Linked DNA regions of Homo sapiens: regions 2 and 3 are each linked to region 1. Evidence: chromatin contacts called from ENCODE Hi-C or POLR2A ChIA-PET data. All regions are on one chromosome and are shown on one strand. Each heading gives the region's core, a stretch centred on a gene start or an enhancer-like site at or near the end of the contact. The rest is flanking DNA. Distances are from core to core; before and after follow the strand shown.

Region 1 (2,700 bases), core at 84-2,583:
CCTATAAAAATAAAAGTACTGAAATTTGAGATAAAAATAGGTATGAAGAGAAATCCTAATATTTTCTTTCAGCACCCCCAGGAGACTGCTTACAGAGGTATTTGCTCGCACACATACACACACTCCTTGAGGTGTGCACACTCTTCTCAGAACCTTTCCATCCAGCGTGTTCTGGAGCCTGGGTCTGTAGCATCAGTGCTCTGCGTCGACCACTGGGGAGTGGGGAGGGGTGGGCACCCATCAAACAAGCACTTTAGGCACACTTCACCCATCCTGTCCACCATGGACAGAATGCTAGAGGAAAAAAATTTTCTCATGTTTTTTGCCTGTATCTGCTTTTGTATTTTTACATTACCAAAGCCCATCCTACTCAGCCTTTAGAATTCTAAAGAATACAATTTATGTAATGTATAGCTGAGGGTATAGGATGGCGCTCAGTTCAGTATCTTTGTGTTTCCTTTTCCCTTTCTTAAAAACAGGGCTTTGCTGTGTCACCGAGGCTGGAGGGCAGTGGCGTGATCATGGTTCACTGCAACCTCGAATTTCTGGGCTCTAGCCATCCTCCCTCCTCAGCCTCCTGAGTAGCTGGAACTACAGGTGCATGCCATCAGACTCAGTTATTTTTAAAATTATATTTGTAGAGACAGGGTCTTGCTCAGGGTGATCTCAAACTCCTGGGCTCAAGCCATCCTCCTACCTCAGTCTCCTAAAGTGCTGGAATTACAGGAGTGAGCCACCATGCCCAGCCTCAGTATATTTTTTTGTTTTGTTTTGTTTTGTTTTGTTTTGTTTTGTTTTGTTTTGAGACGCAGTCTCGCTCTGTCGCCCAGGCTGGAATGCAGTGGCACAATCTCGGCTCACTGCAACCTCCACCTCCCGGGTTCAAGCGATTATCCTGCGTCAGCCTCGCGAGTAGCTGGGATTACAGGCGCACGCCACCAAACCCGGCTAATTTTTGTATTTTTAGTAGAGACGGGGTTTCACCATGTTGGCCAGGATGGTCTCGAACTCCTGACCTCGTGATCCGCCCGCCTTGGCCTCCCAAAGTGCTGGGATTACAGGTGTGAGCCACTGTGCCGGGCCAGCCTCAGTATTTTTAAACCCAAATTATTGCCAGAGAAATTGGTATATTTATTCAGATGAAAAATACTTGCATTAGTAAGCGAAAATATCTGTCATCGTCACTTTACAGAAAATGGAAAAGGATGAGGATTGCACAAAAACTAGAAATTCCATCCCGGGTGTTTTTCCTCCTCAGCAACGGGCACAGGTCGTTCCAGTTTTGGCCAGGCGGTGGCGCTCGAGGCAAACGGTGTCATGAAACGGTCACTGGATGCACTGACCCTGAAGATGCTCTCAAAGCACGAGTCCGTTCATCAGAGAGTGGACTTGACACCCATCAGAAACATTCCCGGAGTGCGTTGGTGTGAAGGTGCGAGGAGAGTCGGGGAAGCATCCCGAAGCCCTGCTAGGCGAATGGGTACTGCTGAGATTACAGGGTCAGCACAAAGCAGAATACAGGACCCGAAAATAACAGCTGCACCGGAAGAATACTTGACCACTGTTTAAGAAGGAATTTGACGAAGAGCAGTCACCGAGTGCAGCCCTGGGCCGGCTAAAGGAAAAGAAAAAAAATCACTCAACTGCCGCTCGGCGGCGGGAATGCCAGGCGGGTCAGAGAAGGGAAACAGGGTGCTTTGCAGCCGCGGTGCAGGCGCAGGGCAACCCCCTGCCCAGCACTGAAGTCTAGAGCAGGCTCTGCGGGTAAATAGGAGAAAATCCTAGTGAGCCTTATTGTGATTCAACATTTAGAATTTTCCCCCAGTTCTGACCTTGAGATTTAATAAAAGGCGTTTTCAAGTTACACTGGTTCTCTTTTCATATGGAAATGAATTTGGGGTGATTGTTTTCACTGGTGTCTTATTACTTTACGAAATTATGAGCACCCCTTTGCAAGGAAAAATACCTTCTGTCCTTTGGATTGCTGGTTAAATACGGGTAATTTTCATTCCTATTTAAATCAACTTGAAAAAACAAAAGGAGGCCACGTAGGCAAAAGTTCGTTTTGAGGAAGGAAGTTCTCCTAAAAGCTAGGGTAAGTAGATTTTGCTTCAATCTGCATATTTTTCAAGGAAAGACTTTTAAAACGAAATGTTTCTAAAACCTGAAATTTTAAAGGCAAATACATAGTCTTTTTAATAAAGCAAAGCATATTCTGCATTCCCACCTTTTACGAGAATAAAATAAAATATCTAGAGACAAATACATTTGGATTTGTGAAAGGAAAATAAATATTGGGACCACAAAATCACTAAGCTAAAGAGAAAAGTCAAGCTGGAAACTGCTTAGGTCAAACCTGCCTCCCATCCCTCTGCTTGCTAAGATGAATGCATATCTGCTTGCCTCATTTTAAAAAGTTAATCAGAAACTCAAAAGAGGCAATCATTTGTCTCTTTTTTTTTTTTAGATGGAGTTTCACTCTTGTTGCCCAGGCTGGGGTGCAGGGGCGCTATCTCGGCTCACTGCAACCTCCACCTTCCACTTTCAAGCCATTCTCCTGCCTCAGCCTCCTGAGTAGCTGGGATTACAGGTGCACACCACCACACCTGGCTAATTTTTGTATTTTTAGTAGAGATGGGATTTCACCATGTTGGCCAGGCTGGTCTCGAACTCCTGACCTCGTGATCCTCCTGCCTCAGC
Region 2 (2,700 bases), core at 184-2,683, 200 kb after region 1:
CTTGGGCTTGTCTGACCTGCTGCAGGAGCCCATGTCAGCCTGACTCTCCCACCTGGACACGAGTTCCCAAGGCACGTGTGGCATCAGAGGTCCTGCCAGTCAAAGCGTCGGATCTGTGCTTCCCCCCATCAGGCTGGTGCCACAGGAGGAAGGAAAGGGCAAACACCTCTTCCTGGGAGCAGGGGTCAGGTCAGCCTGAGGCGGCAGGAATTTTAGCAAATCCAAGTTTTCTCATGTCTGGACAGCACCTTGTAGCACCCACTCTGATGGTGCCAAGGCTCAGGCCGAAGCCAGTCCCATGAGTGTGGCCAGGGCTCTGCACCCATGGCAATCTCAGGCACGAAATATGCATAGCTGTGTGTGGTCAAGGTGGCCTGCCCTGGGATGTCAGGGCTCTGCACACATGCACACACACACAGACACACACACACACTCACTCACTTAACATGATGCATCTCTTTGAATCCTCACAACAACCTTTGCTATGAATTGGTGATTCCAAACCACCCCACTGTACAGATGAGTGCACTGAGGCTCTGTGGGCTAAAGTCTCCTATCTGAACAATCAGCTCATGACGGCAGAGCTGACATTCCTCTCCCATGAAGAAACCACAGGCTTCTCACACCAACCCCAAGACAGGAACATCAAGGACACACCTCAAGTCTACGCAGGTCCCAAGACTCTCTTCCAATCGCCATGCATTTCTGTCTATTTGTCAGGGAGCTGGTCTTTACTGTCTTCATCAAAGGTAAGGAGGTAAGGGTAAGAGGTTACTGTTGCATGTAAATACATCTGGAAGAGCCTTCCACCCACCTTATTGCAAAATAGAGACTGTGGGAGGGAACAGGCCTCTGCAGTCCCCCCCTGTTGCCTTTGCTCATGTGAGCAGAGGCTCCCCTCTCTCCACGTAGACACAGGTGTTCATCAGGGCTCAGGGATACTTCAAGGAGCACAGGCAGGCTCTTGTATCCTCTTCTGGGTGCTTGGTGCAGGGCACAGCCTGTGCAACTGTACATAGCAGCCCTGCGATGAAAGAGGAGACCAGCCTTGGGTGCTGTGGGCTGGAAGCAGCTTTTGCTCTGTCTGGTTTTGCCAAATCTGGTGCCAGGCTCAGAGCAGGGAGAGAGACACAGTCAGCCTACTTCCAGCACTGGCAGCACATCTGTCCAAAGAGAAACATGTCTTTTCCTAGCACAACCAGCAGCACCAGAAGCACCTCTCCTAATCTGTCAACCGTCTCTCTGTTTTTCTCCTCTCTCTCTCTGCCTCCTCCCTTCTTCCCCCTCCATCTATCTCTGTGACTTTGTCTCTCTCCATCCCTCTCCCCTCCTCTTTCTGTCTCTGTGACTTTGCCTCTCTCTCTCTATCACTCTCTCTGTGTCAGTGTCTCCCTCTGGGTCTCTGGGTCTCTGTCCCTCCCCAGTAGGTTCTATTTAGATTTGTTGTGACAAATTGATGTCATATTCACATAGATGGCATTTTAAAACCACAGAGGTCTTCAGAGCCAGAGCTTCATTCACACTGCAGGCCAGGGACACTGTTGCCATGGTAACATGACTCTCCACTTCCTGCCTTACCCGGGCTCCCGCATTCAGCATCACCTTCATCTCCCTCAGCAACACCACAGATGATTAAATAAAGCACTTTAATTAACTCGGATTTGGTGTGGGGTCTTCATCATCGCTGCTGGGAACAAGCGTTTGTAAACCCTCGGGGCTACATGTGCCCCTCTCCGAGGCAGTCTGTGAACCCACACTGGCCACTTCTCACAATTTGGGCTATAGGAAATTTATATCCAAGTAGCACTTGATGAGATTCTAAGGTAATAGCCACAAGCCACCTCCTTCACAAGGCGTGAGCTTCCTTCGTCTGCCGAGACACATTAACTTCATGTAAATTATAATGTCTTTGAGACGAAAATGTCTTAGTCTGTTCAGGCTGCTATCACAAAATACCATAGGTGACTTATGAACAACAGAAATGTATTTTCTGCAGTTCTAGAGGCTGGAAGTCTGAGATTAAGGCGCTGGCGGAGTCAGTTCTGGTGAGGGAGGCTTCCTCTCCGATGGCCTCTGCTCACCCTAACTTCACATGGGAAGGGGTGAGGGGTCTCTCTGGGGTCTCTTTCATGGGATCACTAATCCCGGTCATGAGGGTTCTCCCCTCACCACCTAGTCATCTCCGAAAGGCTCCACCTCCTAATATCATCACCCTGGGGGTGTGGATTTCAGCATATGAATTTTATGGGGACACAGATATTCAGATCATTGCAAAAATCAATGCATTATTAGGCATGGCCAGGGAGAATCGACTGTGGATCTTTTAGATAAAGGGGCTCTGGTGCTGGGGTGACAGACCTGCCTTCCTGGTTTTCACCCTAGAAGCAGGCAGGAAGGAGAAGGAATGAAGGGAAGGGGGAAGGAATGACGCAGGCAGGGGCCTCTAAACCTGGATCCAGGAACTTAAAGGGTAAAAATTACATTTTTATTTTCGCTAGCCTTTAACTGAAATGTATCATTTCCTTTCAATAGGTACCTAGGCAACAAGCACAGTGGCGTGTTAGCATCCTTGTGACTTTGACACCAGTAAAAATCACTGGATCATCTCATTCCATGTTATGCCTGTCCACCACTTATGCCCATCACTGCTTCAAAATTCCCAGGTTATTAGTACCACCTCCGAGGCTTGTTATAGATCTG
Region 3 (2,700 bases), core at 62-2,561, 240 kb after region 1:
GCAATTCACAATGTGAAGGGTAATTTTTGCTTCTCTCACTGTATCACCGTGTCAGCAGCCCAGTTTAAGCCAGCACAGTAGACCATAGACTCCCTACACTCTACTCCCAGCCCTGCAGTCTAAGACAGCATCTTGCGGGGATGAGTCTAAGGCAACTGCAGGGGCACAGATAAGTCCTTTTATTGGGCATTTTCCCCAGCTCAGGGTCAGACACGGATGCTCTTGGGTAACAAAGGAGTCCAGTGAAATCCCCTCCCAAGAGTAAAGCAGGAGAATTGCCGTGGCAACCCCAACCTGAAAACAACGTAGGCATGCCAATGGTGCAGTGGGGGTTCAAGGGCGTGATTGGGAAAGTGTTATGGAAGTGTCTCAGCTAGACTTTGATGAACGCATGGGATTCGTGCAGGTAGAGATGGCTGGAAGTGCTCTCCGGGTAAAGGAACCAGCGCAAAGAAGAGCTCAGAGATGGGTTGTGGTGGGTCTGAGTTAGGGTGGCCATGAGACTTCATCAGACCGGTTGGTGCTGCTCCCACACTTGGGGGAGGGGAAGCATGTTGTCAGCCCTACCCACCCCCACACTGCCTCCCCAGCAGATTGGGGCTGCCAGGGAGCTGGGATGGGCCCTTTCCTCATCCGTGCAGGGTGTTTCATTCCACAGGATGTGGCCGACCTGAACCAAGGCCACGGCTTCGGCTCTACAATTAAGAAACCACCACAGTTCTGACTCTGCGAACAACAGAGGTGTTTATCCTGAGAGTTATCCAAGTTAAACTGGAGGACGCCTGTATGCTAGAAGGTTCTATGGAGGCACTGAAGAGGGGTGAAGCCACCATGATGTAAATTAAAGGTGACATCCTAGTCATGTGGTCTTTCTGATGGACAGCACGAGAGCCAGGTCTGGATTGGTTTAAAAAAGTGGAGTTGGTTTCAAGGGCCACAAAGACAGCCTTCATAACTTTAAGACTCATTCCATATGGGTTTAATACTTACAGTTCCTGAGAGCTAGGTGCTTTGCTTAGGCACGGAACGCATTGCCTTGCCATCCGAAGCCATGCATTCAAGACCATGAACTGTGAGTCAAATTAAATGTTGAGTGTTCCTTTTTCTGCAAGAAAATGGATGCCTCAGTTGAAAAGACAGATAAGAAGTGCAGAAAAAGAAAGCAAAGCAATCAGCGTTTCAAGATAACGATCCCACTCCATGGAATGTGGGCTCCAGGAGGCAGGCATGGGGTCCAGTCTCATTTACCTTTTTGTCACCTGTGTCTGGTAATTGGAAGTGCTCCATAAACAGTGGTTCAAGGAATGAAGTAAGAGAAACTCCTCTCCAGCTAATGAAAGTGAATGTTTCTATGGGGATGTGGCAGTTATGAGTGGCAGGGGCACTTGCTTTGTATTTAGGCTTCTGCATTCCCTTTAGCCCTTAAAAGAACATTCTCTAGGTAGAACATTTATCAGGACAGGCCCTGTTTTGAGAAAAATTGAAATATTGGCACTTTGTATCAAAAGCACAGGAGCGAGAACATGCGGTGTTTGGTTTTCTGTACTTGCGATAGTTTGCTCAGAATAATGGCTTCCAGCTTCATCCATGTCCCTACAAAGGACATGAACTCAACCTTTTTTATCGCTGCACAGTATTCCATGGTATATATGTGCCACATTTTCTTAATCCAATCTATCATTGATGGACATTTGGGTTGGTTCTATTTTTATATTTTATTTAGAATAATGTATATCTATATTCGTAAATGAGATTTAAAAAAAAAAAGCACAGGAGAGCTACCGTGCCCTCTGGGACAGTTTCACATGGAGGAATTTTGCTTACCTGACCGTCAGCAGGGTTCCCCAACCTGGAGTTCACTTGGAGGTGCTCATTAGAATGCAGGTTCCTAGGCCTACCAAACCAGATTCCCTGGGACAGGGCCAAAAATCTGCATTTTAAAAAATAATTTCAACTTCTATTTTAGATGCAGGGGGTACACATTCAGGTTTGCTACACAGATATATTGCATGACACTGAGATTTAGGATAGGAATGATCCTGTCACCCAGATAGTGGGCATAGCATCCAACAGTTAGTTTTTCAACCGTTGTCCCCCTCCCTTCCTCTCTCCCTTTGGAGTCCCCAGTTTCTATTGCTGCCATTTTTAGGTCCATGAACACCCACTGTTTAGCTCCCACTTATAAGTGAGAACATGAGGCATTTGGTTTTCTGTTCCTGCATTTCATTCCCTTAGGATAATGGCCTCCAGCTACATCCATGTTGCTGCAAAGGACATGACTTTGTTCTTTTTTAATTGCTGTGTCATATTCCATGATGTGCATGTACCACATTTTCTTTATCCAGTCCACCATGGGCAGGCACCTAGGTTGAGTCCCTGCCTTTGCTATTGTGAATAGTGCTGTGATGAACATATGGGTGTGTGTCTTTTTGGTAGAATAATTTTATTTTGGGTACATACCCAGTCATGGGATTGCTAGGTCAAATGGTAACTCTGTCTTACGTTCTTTTTAAAAATTTTTTTTATTTTTAATTTTTGTGGGTACATAGTAGGTGTATATATTTATGGGGTACATGAGATATTTTGGTACCAGCACACAATGAGCAATAATCACATCATGAAAAATGGGGTATCCATCTCCTCAAGCATTTATCCTTTGTGTTACAATCCCATTAGACTCTCTTCTCTTTTTAAAAAATT

What was found. A loop is a pair of places that touch in the nucleus more often than their neighbours do. ChIA-PET counts read pairs that join two places held with the same protein, here RNA polymerase II (POLR2A). Pooled maps may share reads with other maps.
Region 2: a map of K562 shows a loop between it and region 1 (2.7-fold over the local background). The contact joins the promoter of ETS2-AS1 here to the enhancer-like site in region 1. A Hi-C loop is called at or near these places in 4 of 168 maps with a recorded cell type or tissue (K562, PC-3, ascending aorta and 1 more) and 9 of 50 pooled maps. POLR2A ChIA-PET finds 5 or more read pairs at or near these places in 2 of 52 experiments (AG04450 and activated T-cell).
Region 3: a pooled map shows a loop between it and region 1 (2.7-fold over the local background). The contact joins the promoter of LINC01700 here to the enhancer-like site in region 1. A Hi-C loop is called at or near these places in 2 of 168 maps with a recorded cell type or tissue (IMR-90 and heart left ventricle), 1 of 37 single-sample maps with no recorded cell type and 13 of 50 pooled maps. POLR2A ChIA-PET finds 5 or more read pairs at or near these places in 3 of 52 experiments (H1, MCF 10A and activated T-cell).

The regions. Positions count from the first base shown.
Region 1 is chr21:38,732,783-38,735,482 of GRCh38, forward strand. No RefSeq gene overlaps it. Among named protein-coding and RNA genes, the nearest start is that of LINC00114, 39 kb to the right of the region's middle. Within about 2 kb of position 1,334, at least 17 of the 41 ENCODE cell types and tissues checked have a DNase peak (open chromatin) inside an H3K27ac peak, as active enhancers do; they include ascending aorta, heart left ventricle and psoas muscle, where a contact is called at or near this core.
Region 2 is chr21:38,936,996-38,939,695 of GRCh38, forward strand. It overlaps ETS2-AS1 (ETS2 antisense RNA 1), which reads right to left and starts at 1,434. Exons shown (of 4, transcript NR_120405.1): 1 at 815-1,434.
Region 3 is chr21:38,976,463-38,979,162 of GRCh38, forward strand. It overlaps LINC01700 (long intergenic non-protein coding RNA 1700), which reads right to left and starts at 1,312. Exons shown (of 3, transcript NR_109962.1): 1 at 1,249-1,312; 2 at 991-1,105.